Linked DNA regions of Homo sapiens: region 2 is linked to region 1. Evidence: read pairs that join two places in POLR2A ChIA-PET (ENCODE). Cell type or tissue: OCI-LY7. All regions are shown on one strand. Each heading gives the region's core, and the rest is flanking DNA. Links, peaks and the distances in the headings are about the cores only.

Region 1 (7,406 bases), core at 899-5,898:
TCCCAGGCTGGAGTGCGGTGGTACAATCTCGGCTTACTGCAACCTCTGCCTCCTGGGTTCAAGCGATTCTCCTGCCTCAGCCTCCCGAGTAGCTGGGATTACAGGCATGTGCCACCACGCCCGGCTAATTTTTGTATTTTTAGTAGAGACGGGGTTTCCCCATGTTGGCCAGTCTAGTTATAAGGGAGTGTGTGTGTTGTGCATGTTGGGAGCTGCATGGGTGTGGGGTGTGCCTGAAGTTTGATTCTCACGGGGTGAAAGAGGTGTGTAAATACAGCCAGTGCATGGAGCATATCATGGGGTGTGAGGGGGGCGTGTAGAAAAGCGTGGGGGATGCATGGCTGTGCGTGTGTGGCATGTATATATGATATACAATACATGGTAGATGTGTGTGAGTCTGGCATGTGGGTGTGGATGTGTGCAATACATTCAGGTGACTGAATCTGTTCTCCTGGCAGACAGATGCAGATGAAACTGGGTCACATTGTCCAAGGTAGCCTCAGCTGCTATCTCTGCTGGCATCTTGCCCCCAGTCGGAACACGGGGACCCAGGTTCAGTGCTCCCAGCCTCCAAGGAGAGACAGCCCACTGCACAATCCTTGGGGGTGAGGGTCCCTGGGCCGGGCACCTGCCCAGTGGACCTGGACACAGGTCCCCAGTATGGGATGAAGGGACTATGATGAGTAGGTGATGGCCAAGGAAAGAGGCGGGGGGCCTGGCACAGTGGCTCACGCCTGTAATCTTAGCACTTTGGGAGGCCGAGGCAGGTGGATCACATAAGGTCAGGAGTTCGAGACCAGCCTGGCCAATATGGTGAAACCCTGTCTCCACTGAAAATACAAAAATTAGCCAGGCATGGTGGCAGGCACCTGTAATCCCAGCTACTCAGGAGGCTGAGGCAGGATAATCACTTGAACCCGGGAGGCGGAGGGAGGTTGCAGTGAGCTGAGATCGTGCCATTGCACTCCAGCCTGGGCAACAGAGTGAGACTCCGTCTCTCAAAAAAAAAAAAAAAAAGAAAAGAAAAAAGAAAGAAAGAAAAGAAAAAAAAGAGAGAGAGGAGCTGCACCTCAGGCCACCATTGTCCTCTGCCCTCTACCACTGCCCACATCATCACCCCATTCTCTCCTCATCCTAACCTTCCCTCTATTGGGCTGGGCAATTTTTGTTGTTGTTGTTGAGACAGAGTTTCACTCTGTCATCCAGGCTAGAGTGCACTGGCGCGATCTCGGCTCACTGCAGCCTCTGCCTCCTGGGTTCTAGTGATTCTCCTACCTCAGCCTCCCGGGTAGCTGGGACTACAGGCATGCGCCACCACACCTGGCTAATTTTTTGTATTTTTAGTAGAGATGGGGTTTCACCATGTTGGCCAGGCTAGTCTCAAACTCTTGACCTCAGGTGATCCACCTGCCTCGGCCTCCCAAAGTGCTAGGATTACGGGCGTGAGACACCACACCCAGCTACTGGGCATTTTAAAAAACTTTTATTGCAGAAAGTATAGAAATCTGGCTGGGCATGGTGGCCCATGTCTGTAATACCAGCAATTTGGGAGGCTGAAGCAGGAGGATCATTTGAGGTCAGGAGTTCAAGATCGGCCTGGGCAACATGGCAGGACCTCATTTCTACAAAAACAAAACAAAACAAAAAAACTTAAAAAATGAACCAGGCATGGTGGCGTGCACCTGTAGTCCCAGCTACCCAGGAGGCTGAGGCAGGAGGATCACTTGAGCCCAGGAGTTCGAGGCTGCAGTGAACTATTATGGTGCCACTGCACTCCAGCCTGGGTGACAGAGCAAGACTTTGTCTCTAAAATAAAAGAAAGTATAGAAATTGTACACACAGAGCCCAGTGCATTTTCACAAATTGAACATATCCATGCATCCAGCACCCAGCTCAAGAAACAGAACATTCTCAACCTTCCTTGTGCCCCCTCTGGTCAGCATCTCCTGCAAATAACTACTCTCTTGATTTTAGACACCACAGAGGAGTTTTGTCAGCCATCATGTTTAACCGCAACACCTGAATCCCTCCCCTAACTCAACAGAGACATTAGCTCCTTTCTGCATAATGAGAGGTGAAGAGAAAGCTGGGAGGGGATGCTGTCTGTCCTTACCGCTGACAGGAAAAGGATGAAGGTCCTGCCTGGTCCCGGTCACAGATGCCTGTCATGGATCTCCAAGTCCCTGCCTGGGAGATGATGATGATGATTATTATTATTATTATTATTATTTGAGATGAAGTCTGGCTCTGTTGCCAGGCTAGAGTGCAATGGCGTGATCTCGGCTCACTGCAAACTCCGCCTCCCGGGTTCAAGTGATTCTCCTGCCTCAGCCTCCTGAGTAGCTGGGATTACAGGTGCCTGCCACCATGCCTGGCTAATTTTTGTATTTTTAGTGGAGACAGGGTTTCACCATGTTGGCCAGGCTGGTCTCGAACTCCTGACCTTATGTGATCCACCTGCCTCGGCCTCCCAAAGTGCTAAGATTACAGGCATGAGCCACTGTGCCCAGCCAGATTTCTGGGCTAAGTTCCTTGGCTCAAGCCTACAGGGGACCTCTGCCTAAACATAGCTTGATGACAAATAATTTGCTTGTGCTAGTGTGTTCAGGCAATGCTGCTGTAACAGTTAAACTCCAGCATTTCAGGAGCTTCTCACTACTTACTATTTCTCATTCTCTGGTAGTCCTAAGGTTTTGTTTTTGTTTTTTGTTTTAATTTTTTACTTAATTTTAGAGAAATAGAGGCAGAGTCTTACTATGTTGCCGAGGCTGGTCTCGAACTCCTGGCCTCAAGCAAGCCTCCTGCCTCAGCCTCCCAAAGTGACAATCCTAAGTTGATGTTTGTGGTCAGCAGGCAGCTCTCCTCCATGTGGTGATTCAGGGACCCAGGCTCCTTCCATCTTGTGGCTCCCCACCCAACCCAGGGCCTTGGAATCCTGGGCATTCTGCCAGCAGCCAATGCAATGGGGAAGGAGAGAGCAGAGAGGGCACATCTACTTTCTAGGGACTATTCCAGGAAGTGGTCACATCTGCTTGCATTCCATGGGTGAGAATTAGTCACATGGTTCATCTCCATACCAACAAGGAATGCTGGGAGATGTAGTCCCCAGATTGGCATTCTTGTCTCGCTGACAACTCTCCTTTCCGGAAGGGAAGCATGAACACTTGGTGGTCACAGTGGGGGTCGTGGGGAGAGAGAACACAGTGAGCATGAAGTCTCTGCCCCTGCCTCAGCCTTGCCTGGAAGGCAGAGTTCACTGACTCAATACCTCATTCACTTATTCATTGGAATGCATCCTCATTCATTCATTCATTCATTTGCAAAATCATTCATGAACTTATTCATTCATTCGTTTTTTTCCCCCAGGTCTCATGCACACACTCATCTGTGCACATGCATTCATACACACAGCTGTACCTCCTGTAAGACCTATTCAAGGCCTAGGGGCCTGGGCAGGGTAGCTGGGCCAGCCAGGGTCACACACCCACCGTGTGGACAGTTCAGGGGGTTTCAGACTCTAGAGTCCCAAGAGGTCCAAGGGAAGAGGGGAACATGCTGAGGAGTCGGGAAATTGACAACCTGGTTCTGAGAGGGCTGTCCCTCCAGCACAGCCTGCCGTCAAGGGCCTGGGTAGGTTCCGGGATCAGGAAGGGGGAAGAGCTGTGTGCCCTGCTCAGGGCAGGGGCCTGGGCCGCAGACCCAAGGAAGAGAGATGAGATGGAGCACAACCCCAAGGCCACTGGCCCAGGGGCAGGCCTGGCTTTGGGTCAGACAAATCCTGGCTCAAATCATTGCCCAGGATGCTTATGGACTGAATGGCTGTGGCCAAGCTCTGAACCGCCCTGATCCTCAGTGTTCTCATCTGTAAGATGGGACGCTGGTCCTTTGCTCACGGTCTCATTGTGGGATTAGAGGTAATCAGCAGGAAGTACAATCACTGGAATACAGCAGTTTCCATTTTTAAATTTTATTTTTATTATTTATTTATTTATTTTTGAGACAGGGTCTCATTTTTAGCCCAGGCTGGAGTGCAGTGGCCTGATTCAGCTCACTGCAAATTCCGCCTCCCAGGTTCAAGTGATTCTCTTGCCTCAGCCTCCTGAGTAGCTGGGATTACAGGCACCACCACGCCCAGCTAATTTTTGTAATTTCGGTAGAGACGGGGTTTCGCCATGTTGGCCAGGCTGGTCTCGAACTCCTGGCCTCAAATGATCAGCCCGCCTCGACCTCCCAAAGTGCTGGGATTACAGGCATAAGCCACCGCACCCAGCCTTATTTATTTATTTTTAGAGACAGGGTCTTACTCTGTCACCCTGGCTGGAGTGCAGTTATGCAATCATAGCTCACAGCAACCTCGAACTGCTGGCCTCAAGGGATCCTCCTGCCCCAGCCTTCCAAGTAGCTTGAAGGTGTGTGCACTGCACTCAGCTAATTTTTATTTTTTTTAGTAGAGACAGGGTCTCACTATGTCGCCTAGGCTGGTCTCGAACTCCTTGGCTCAAGTGATCCTTCCACCTTAGCCTCCCAAAGTGCTGGAATTACATGTGTGAGCCACCGTGCTCAGCCAGATTACTGCACTTTTCAAAGATGTGCGTCACTGTCACTCCTGGGCTCAGGCTGAGAGCAGACCTGGATCTGCAGGAGACTTGATTTGAAGCTCCTCCAAGTGGGTGAGGCATAGGCTACTGCTGACAGCCATCCCTTCCCAGACTAGGATGACCTCAGGCTGGGATGGTGGCTGGACCATTAGGACTGTGTAACACCTTGGTGGTGAGAGGGGGTCCTAGGGCCGGGGGGCACATGTGAAGCTCTAGGCAGAAGCAGCAGAGGCCACAGCCTCAAAGTGTAGCCCCCTCCCCTTCTACATCACATCCCCAGATCTCAACAAAAGCTTTCTTCCTTCACATCCCCACGTCCCAAGAATGCGCAGCTTTTAAAAGACCCTAATGAGGGCAATGCTTACCCCAGAGCAATGGCCCCTGATGGTGGATTTACGAGCAATGGCGAGGAGAGTAGAAGGCTGGGAGGGAGGAGGGGCGAGCAGGGGAGGCTGCTGCCTCTGCTCATTTTTTATTAAAGATCTGCTTCAAGGTCAGCCCTGCCACAAGGGACTCCTCAATTTCCCAGGCTCTGCAGACAGAGAGGGAGATGTGCTGGGGGAGGGGAGGGAGATGGAGAGAAAGAGATCTGGATGGGCTAGGCAGAGGGGCACAAAGAGAAGAGAAGGAGGCTGCATGGTCCACAGGGGTCCCCCAGTATGATCCAGCAAAGTGCTGGACATGGGGGGTGCATCAGGGAGGTGCCGGAGGGAGTGAGGAGAGAAAAAGGAGGCCGATAGCATGGGAATGTTGATGGATTGGGCCAGCAGAAAAGAGTGGGTATTTAAGGTATTGGGACAGCAGAGCGACCAGGTTTTGTTTTTTGTTTTGTTTTGTTTGAGACGGGACCTCGCTCTGTTGCCCAGGCTGGAGTGCAGTGATGTGATCTCAGCTCACTACAGCCTCAACCTCCTGGGCTCAAGTGATCCTCCCAGCTCAGCCTCCCAAGTAGCTGGGACCACAGGTGCCTGCCATCATGCTTGGCTAATTTTTTTTTCTTTTCTTTTTTTTTTTTTTTTTTGAGACAGTCTTGCTCTGTCACCCAGGCTGGAGTGCAGTGGCGCTATCTAGGCTCATTGCAACCTCCGCCTCCTGGGTTCAAGTGATTCTCCTGCCTCAGCCTCCTGAATAGTTGGGATTACAGGTGCCTGCCACCATGCCCGGCTAATTTTTGTATTTTTAGTAGAGATGGGGTTTCACCATGTTGGTCAGGCTGGTCTCGAACTCCTGACCTTGTGATCCGCCCGCCTTGGCCTCCCAAAGTGCTGGGATTACAGGTGTGAGCCACCGTGCCCGGCCTTAATTTTTGTATTTTTTGTAGAGATGGGGTTTTGCCATGTTTCCCAGGCTGGTCTTGAACTCCTGGTTTCAAGCATTCCTCCTGCCTTGGCCTCCCAAAGTGCTGGGATTATAGGCGTGAGACCCCATATCCAGCCAAGGTTTTGTCATTCTCCAGATAAAAGGCACCACATGCATCATCAAATCCCTCTAGGCTATAACCATGAAATTTCTTTCTTTCTTTTTTTTTTTTTTTTTGAGATCAAGTCCCCCTCTGTCTCCCAGGCTGGAGTGCAGTGGTGCGATCTCAGCTCACTGCAACCTCCACCTCCCAGATTCAAGTGATTCTCCTACCTCAGCCTCCCGAGTAGCTGGGATTACAGGCACATGCCACCAGACCCAGCTACATTTTGTATTTTTAGTAGAAATGGGGTTTCATCATGTTGGCCAGGCTGGTCTCGAACTCTTGACCTCAGGTGATCCACCAGCCACAGCTTCCCAAAGTGCTGGGATCACAGGCGTGAGCCACCATGCCCAACAGAGAAGATTTCTAACAATAGAACTCATAGCAACCCTCAGAGACAAGTGTTATTAGCCCCATTTTACAGATGAAGAAACTGAGGCTCCAGGAGACTTTCCCAAGTCCACATGGCTACAAAGCAGCAAATCTGGCTCAGGTCCTGGGTCTGATTCCAGATCCCACTCATCCCATGGAGTCAGCCACATCCTCCCCACCTTTTGTGCCTGGCTTGAGACTCTCCCTCCAGTAATACCTCCCAGCTAAACGGGGTTTCACCATGTTGGCCAGGCTACCACAATTTTAAATAAAGAAAGAGGGGAAACTAGTGCTGGACAGGGAGACACTGTTTTATTTATTTTATTTTTTATTTTCAGAGACAAAGTTTCAGTTTGTCGCCCAGGCTGGAGTGCAGTGGCAGGATCACAGCTCACTGCAGCCTCAACCTCCTGGATCAAGCGATCCTCCTGCCTCTGCCTCTGAGTAGCTTGGACTACAGCTGTACACCACCAAGCCCAGCTCATTTTTATTTTATTTTTTTTAAAGAAACGGATACTCACTATGTTGTCCAGGCTGGTGAGACACTGTTTTATATGCAGATGTCTTTAAAAGGTTCATTGACCAAGTGCCATCTGAGCAGAGATTGCCTGTTCAGAGGGAGAGTGACTGGGGAGGGGGAGGACACAGGGCAGGGGTCTGGTATCAAGGCCTGGCCCAGGCAGACATTCTGAGGCTGCAGAAATGGGGACAGGGCTGGGCGCGGTGGCTCACGCCTGTAATCCCAGCACTTTGGGAGGCCGAGGCGGGCAGATCACCTGAGGTCAGGAGTTCGAGATCAGCCTGGCCAACATAGTGAAACCCCATCTCTACTAAAAATGCAAAAATTAAAAATTAGCCGGGCGTGGTGGTGGGTACCTGTAGTCCCAGCTACTCAGGAGGCTGAGGCAGGAGAATCGCTTGAACACGGGAGGAAGAGGATGCAGTGAGCTAAGATCATGCCACAGCACTCCAGT
Region 2 (7,406 bases), core at 1,219-6,218, 340 kb before region 1:
CCACCTGCCTCAGCGTCCTAAAGTGCTGGGATTACAGGTTCATACCACCACACCCAGCTAGTTTTTGTATTTTTAGTAGAGACAGTGTTTCTCCATGTTGGCCAGGCTGGTCTCAAACTCCTGACCTCAGGCGATCCACCTGCCTCAGCGTCCTAAAGTGCTGGGATGACAGGCGTGAGCCACCATACCTGGCCTTAAGTTACTTTTTTTTGGTTAATTTAACTTAAATTTTTTTTATTATTTTACTTTAAGTTCTAGGGTACATGTGCACAATGTGCAGGTTTGTTACATATGTATACATGTGCCATGTTGGTGTGCTGCACCCGTTAACTCGTCAGTTACATTAGGTATATCTCCTAATGCTGTCCCTACCCCCTCCCCCCCCCCCTTAAATTACTTTTTATTTCAACTTTCATTTTAGATTCAGAGGTGCATGGGCAGGTTTGTTACATGGGTATACTTCCGGATGCTAAGGTTTGGGTTATGAATGATCCCATCACCCAGGTAGTGAACGACCAATAGGTCGTTCTTCAGTCCTTGCCTCCCTCCCTCCCCACTCCAGTAGTCCCCAATGTCTATTGCTCCCATCTTTTTTTTTTTTTTTGAGACAGAGTCTTGCTTTGTTGCTCAGGCTGGAGTGCAGCATCGTGATCTCGGTTCACTGACGGCTCTGCCTTCTGAGCTCAAGCAATTTATCCTACCTCAGCCTCTGGAGTAGCTGGGATTACAGGTGCCCACCACTACATCTGGCTAATTATTGTATTTTTAGTAGATATGGGGTTTCACCATGTTGGCCAGGCTGGTTTTGAACTCCTGACCTCAAGTGATCCACTCACTTCGACCTCCCAAAGTGCTGGGATTACAGGCGTGAGCCACTGTGCCCGGCCTATCGTTCCCATCTTTGTGTCCATGTATACCCAGTGCTTAGCTCCCTTTTCTAAGAAAGAACATGCGGTATTTAATTTTTTGTTTCTGCATTAGTTTGCTTAGGCTAATGGCCTCCAGATGCATCCTTGTGACTGCAAATGACATTGTTTCATTCTTTTTTATGGCTGCATAGTATTCCATGGTATATATGGACCACATTTTCTTTTTTTTGTTTTATTTATTTATTTGTTGAGACGGAGTTTTACTCTTGTTGCCCAGGCTGGAGTGCAATGCCACGATCTGGCTCACCGCCACCTCCGCCTCCTGGATTGAAGCAATTCTCCTGCCTCAGCCTCCCGAGTAGCTGGGATTACAGGCACACACCACCATGCCCAGCTAATTTTGTATTTTTAGTAGACACAGGGTTTCTCCATGTTGGTCAGGCTGGTCTCGAACTCCCAACCCCAGGTGATCCTCCCGCCTCGGCCTCCCAAAGTGCTGGGATTACAGGCGTGAGCCACCATGCCTGGCTGGACCACATTTTCTTTGTCCAGTCCACTGTTGATGGGCACCTAGGTTGATTCTGATTATCATTTATTTTAATAACTACTGTGCATAGATAATGTCCCAGGCTCTCTGGGAAGTACAAAGATGATTCAGATTTAGGATCTACCCCAATAACCTTGGCATCTGTTCATATTTTTGGGGGTGATAGGGGAGGTTTGAGATAGGATCTCCCTCGGTCACCAAGGCTGGAATGCAGTGGTGCAATCACAGCTCAGTGAAGCCTTGAGCTTCTGGGCTCAAGCAGTCCTCCCGCCTCAGCCTCCTGAGTAGCTGGGACTACAGGCGTGCGACCACCATACCGGGCTAATTTTTTTTTTTTTTTTTTTTTTTTTTTTTTGTAGGGACAGGGTTTCAGCATGTTGCCCAGGCTGGTCTTGAACTCCTAGGCTCAAGCAATTCTCCCGTCTCGGCCTCTCAAAGTGCTGGGATTACAGGCGTGAGCCACCATGCCAGGCAGATAATTCTTCATGTGATTCTCCCACATAAAGGGTTACCATAGTAGTATACCAAGGGGCAGGGCTGATGCTCCTTTTATAGGGAAGAGCAGCAAATATTTGGAATGATGAGGCAACAGACCACAGTCCACCCTCTTGGTGAGTGCTTTGCTTCCCGCCCTACACGTGAAAATACAGTCATTCCCCTCTTCAGGGAAAATACCCCAAATCCCACCCAGTCATAGCATGAGGCTCAAAGTCTAGGATCTCATGATAGTCTCCATTTCAGATCAGTTTTGGCTATCCTTGATCCATGGAGTAGTGAACTAAACAGGCAAGTTATCTGATCTCCTCTCCAGTATTTACCAACATACAATAGTGAAGCAGAAAGGGTTAGCCCTGCTGGTCACTCCCACTTGTATACGGGAAGGGTGGAATGCAGGAGCCAACTGGCCCATAGCAGTTCTAAAAGGCATATGCTGGCCCGGCACAGTGGCTCATGCCTGCAATCCCAGCACTTTGGGAAGCCAAGGTAGGAGGATCACTTGAGCCCAGGAGTTTGAGACCAGCCTGGGCAACATAGCAAGATCCCATCTCTTAAAAAAAAAAAAAAAAAGGGCATATGCCCTGGGCATCCCTTGCCAAAGCTCCTTACCTGGGAATGGGGAAAATTTATTGACTAGGTCTTGATCTGTCCCTGGAAGTGGCTCCCTGATCCCTTGTTCTTTCTTTTTTTCTTTTTTTTTCTGAGATGGAGTCTCGCTCTGTTACCCAGGCTGGAGTGCAGTAGGACGATCTCGGCTCACTGAAACTTCCGCCTCCCGGGTTCAAGCGATTCTCCTGCCTCAGCCTCCCGAGTAGCTGGGACTACAGGTGCCTGCCACCACGCCCAGCTAGTTTTTGTATTTTTAGTAGAGATGGGGTTTCGCCATGTTGGTCAGGCTGGTCTCGAACTCCTAGGCTCAAGTGATCCTCCTACCTTGGCTTGACCTGAAGCGATCTGCCCACCCTCAGCCTCCCAAAGTGCTGGGATTACAGGCGTGAGCCACCGTGCCCGGCCAGGTCCCTTGTTCTTGATGGCTCTCTCCGGTCCACCCACTGGGAGGCTCATTAAACTCAATGGCCGTATCTGAGGTCACCATTGCCTGTATGTTCTCCAGGGAGCTGAGTGGCTTTCTCATCTTGTTTCCTGCTGCGGAATGTTGGCAAGTCAAAGAGTCATTTTAAGTATTGAAATGGTCACTGTTTCTTGGAGTTCAGATGAATGTTTCTTTGGGTGATACACATTTCCCAAAAATTTAGATGGCTTTGGGATAGGTATGGTGGTTCACATCTGTAATTCCAACACGTTGGGAGGCCAAGGAGGGAGGATGACTTGAGCCCAGGAGGGCAAGACCAGCTTGGGCAAGATAGCAAGACCCCATATCTCTAAAAAAAAAAAGAAAGTTTTTTTAAATTAGCTGGGCGTGGTGATGCATACCTATAGTCCCAGCTACTTGGGAGGCTGAGGTGGGAGTATCACTTGAGCCTGGGAGGCTCATGCTGCAGTGAGCCATGATTGCGCCACTGTACTCTAGCCTGGGCAACAGAACAAGAAGACCGTGTCTCAAAAAAAATTTTTGTTGGTTTCACAAATATGTGGTTCTGGCCAGCTCTAAGTTGTAGTAACGCTTTCTGAGACATGCCTCTCTAGACTACATTGCAGATCCTTGAACTTCCAGTCTTCCTGGGAGGGCCATTCTCTGTCTCTCTCTGTTTTGTTTTGTTTTGTTTTGTTTTGAGATGGAGTCTCACTCTGTCGCCCAGGCTGGAGTGCAGTGGCACCATCTGGGCTCACTGCAAACTCTACCTCCCGGGTTCAAGCGATTCTCCCGCCTCAGCCTCCTGAGTAGCTAGGATTACAGGCGTGCGCCACCATGTCCAGCTGATTTTTTGTATTTTTAGTAGAGATGGGGTTTTGCCATGTTGGCCAGCATGGTCTTGATCTCCTGACCTCGTGATCCACCCACCTCAGTCTCCCAAAGTGCTGGGATTACAGGCGTGAGTCACCGCACCCGGCCTCTTTTTTTTTTTTTTTTTTTTTTTTTTGAGACAGGGTCTCACACTGCCACCCAGGCTACAGGGCAGTGGTGCAATCGCGGCTCACTACGGCCTCGACCTCCTGAGCTCAAGTGATCCTCCCACCTCAGCCTCCTGGGTGGCTGGGACTACAAGCATGGGCCACCATGCTCAGCTAATTTTTTGTACTTTGTAGAAAGACAGTTTTGCCATGTTGTCCAGGCTGTTCTCAAACTCCTGGGCTCAAGTGACTCACCCAGGCCTTCCAAAGTGCTGAGATTGCAGATGTGAGCCACAGTGTCTGGGTGTGCTCTTGGCCTCATAATCCTTGGCCATGTTGTCCAGTTGAAAGTATTTATGGCTGGGCGCTGTGGCTCACACCTGTAATCCTGGCACTTTGGGAGACTGAGGCGGGTGGATCATGAGGTCAGGAGTTCAAGACCAGCCTGGCCAAGATGGTGAAACCCTGTCTATACTAAAAATAAAAAATTAGCCGGGTGCGGTGGCAGGCACCTGTAATCCCAGCTACTCGGGAGGCTGAGGCAGGAGAATCACTTGAACCCGGGAGGCAGAGGTTGCAGTGAACCGAGATCATGCCACTGCACTCCAGCCTAGGCGATAGAGTGAGACTCTGTCACACACACACAAAAAAAGTATTTACTTGGTACCCTATTAATGGATTCAGAAGTTTTAACAGAGTTCAACCTGTTTATCCTTGATTTGGTCATAACCACAAGGCCGAGTATTATAAATAAGGCTTTTTCTCACAAAGACTTCTCAGTTTTATCATTCACCTTTTGGGAATTAGAATCATCTTTCAACTTTATAAGCCCTGGAATTTCTGGACTTTCTATATTGCCTTTAAATTCCGCTTACAGCCAGGTGCGGTGGCTCACCCCTGTAATCCCAGCACTTTGGGAGGCCAAGGTGGGCAGATCATTTAAGGTCAGGAGTTCAAGACCAGCCTGGCCAACATGGTGAAACCCCGTCTCTACTAAAAATACAAAAATTAGCTGGGTGTGGTAGCGGGCACCTGTAATCCCAGCTACGTGGGAGGCTGAGACATGAGAATCGCTTGAACCCAGGAGGCGGAGGTTGCAGTGAGCTGAGATCGCACCATTGCACGCCAGCCTGGGCAACAAGAGAAAACTCCATCTCAAAAAAAAAAAAAAAAAAAAAACCTGCTTGCAAACTGGCCCATTCTTTCTTATTGCAGTTTGTCAAATGTAACCAGTAGAAACCAACTCATGTTGCCAAAATTCCTTTTCCCATTTCTTTACCCAAAGCCAAAACATTCATTTGCTAAGTTATCTTCTTTCCGTATTATTTCAAGTGAGGATTTTGACAAAGGTTGTACCACCGCATGACGTGGGCTGCCATTTTTCCAACCTCCAATGACAGTCACCACCTGGCCCCAAAGCTAATGCTGCCTCTAGATTTTTGTACTCAGGTATCAATTTTTGTATAGATCAGTGTTCACTATTATGCTACAATAACAACTTCAAACCTCAGCAAGCTTATAAAAGCAAAGGTTTGCCAGGCGTGGTGGCTTACGCCTGTAATCCTAGCACTTTGGGAGGCTGAGGAGAGAGGATCACTTGAGTCCAGGAGTTCATTCAAGACTAGCCTGGGCAACATGGCGAAACCTCATCTCTATAAAAAATTAGCTGGGCATAGTGGTGTGAGCCTGTAGTCCCAGCTACTCAGGAGACTGAGGTGGGAGGATCGCTTGAGCCCAGGAGGCAGAGGTTGAAGTGAGCCAAAATTGCACCACTACACTTCAGCCTGGGCAACAGAGCAAGACTCCACCTCAAAAAAAAGAAGAAGAAGAAAGAAGAAGAAGAAGTTGTGGGTAGAGGAAAGACTGTCTAGTCCGATTGAGGTTTCTCTCAAAAGCGTAGGATACACTGACCTACGTCAGCCACTGGCAACATTTCAGAAAATGATTCGATAAGTCATTATGTTCTATTGTCATTAAACGGTTGTCAAAATTGCTAAGAAATAGGAACCTCTTCCTAGCCCCATGGGCTCTGGGAATGAAAAAAGTAATTGCCCTAAAGCTGCTAATGCTTACCCATAGAAAATAATGTCCATTTAATTATCATTTACTTTAATAAGAAACTACTAAACATCAGGCAGTGTACTAGGTTCCCTGAGAGGAATGAAATTGATCCAGGTTTAGGGTCTACTCTCAAGAAACTGGAAATATCTTCATATTTAAATTTTACTTGAATATCCACATACAGGGAAATTTATTCCTTTTGGTGTACAATTCTATCTGAGTTTTCGTTTTCTTCTTCTTTTTTTTTTTTAATGAGATAGGATCTGGCTGTGTTGTCCAGGCTGATCTTGAACTCCTGGGGTCAAGCGATCCTTTTACCTCAGCCTCCCAAAATGCTGGGATTATAACAGATGTAAGACAGACTGCCCAGCACTTTGACCAATTTTTAATTGAGTTGTCTTGTTATTGTTGAGTTGTAGGCATCATTCTTTATATTGTGGATACTAAGCCTTTATCAGATAGGTGATTTACACACACTTCTCCCATTTGGTGGGTTGTCTTTTAATTTTCTTGATAGGGTTCTTTTTTTTTTTTGAAACAGAGTCTTGCTCTGTTGTCTAGGCTAGAGTGCGGTGGTATAATCTCGGCTCGCTGCAACCTCCGCCTCCCAAGTTCAAGCGATTCTCGTGCCTCAGCCTCCTGAGTACCTGGGATTACAGGTGCACGCCAACACTTCTGGGTAATTTTTGTACTTTTAGTAGAGATGGGTTTTTGCCGTGTTGGCCAGTCTGGTCTTGAACTCCTGAACTCAAGTGATCCACCCGCCTCGGCCTCCCCAAGTGCTGGGATTACAGGCATGAGCCACTGCGCCCAGCCTCGATAGTGTCCTTTGACACACACAAATTCTTAATTTTCATGAAGTCCAACTTATCAATATTTTCTTTAGTTGCTTGTGCTTTGGGGGTCAAAAGAAAGAAACCACTGCCTGATCAAAGGGCACAGAGAATTTTCTTCTAAGAGTTTATAGTTTTAGGCCAGGCGTGGTGGCTTACGCCTGTTATCCCAGCACTTTGGGAGGCCAAAGTGGGAAGATCACTTGAGGTCAGGAGTTCAAGACCAGCCTGGCCAACATGGTGAAACTAAAAATACAAAAATTAGCTGGGCGTGGTGGTGCATGCCCTGTAATCCCAGCTACTCAGGAGACTGAGGCAGGAGAATTGCTTGAACCTGGGAGGCGGAGATTGCAGTGAGCCAAGATCGTGCCACTGCACTCCAGCCTGGGCAACAGAGCAAGACTCCATCTCAAAAAAAAAAAAAGAGTTTATAGTTTTAGCACTTATATCTAGCTCTTCCTTCTATTTTGAATGGATTTTGCACATGAGATGAGTTCAACTTTATTATTTTGCATGTAGATATCCAGTTGTCCCAACACCGTCTGTTGAAAAGACTCTTTCCCCTAGAATGGTCTTAGCACTGTT

The links. Peaks named below come from ENCODE experiments on the same cell type or tissue, not always from the same donor. Only the 100,000 strongest peaks of a DNase experiment are listed, where the experiment ranks them.
Region 2: POLR2A ChIA-PET joins it to region 1 with 5 read pairs; 2 of 35 experiments call an interaction of 5 or more read pairs at or near these places.

Annotation. Positions count from the first base shown.
Region 1 is chr7:76,188,981-76,196,386 of GRCh38, forward strand. No RefSeq gene overlaps it. Among named protein-coding and RNA genes, the nearest start is that of SRRM3, 9.2 kb to the right of the region's middle. RefSeq lists an enhancer at 2,891-3,185. In OCI-LY7, for the core only: no CTCF peak of the experiment used is centred there; a DNase peak (open chromatin) is centred at 3,051.
Region 2 is chr7:75,850,952-75,858,357 of GRCh38, forward strand. No RefSeq gene overlaps it. Among named protein-coding and RNA genes, the nearest start is that of RHBDD2, 24 kb to the right of the region's middle. In OCI-LY7, for the core only: no CTCF peak of the experiment used is centred there; no DNase peak of the experiment used is centred there.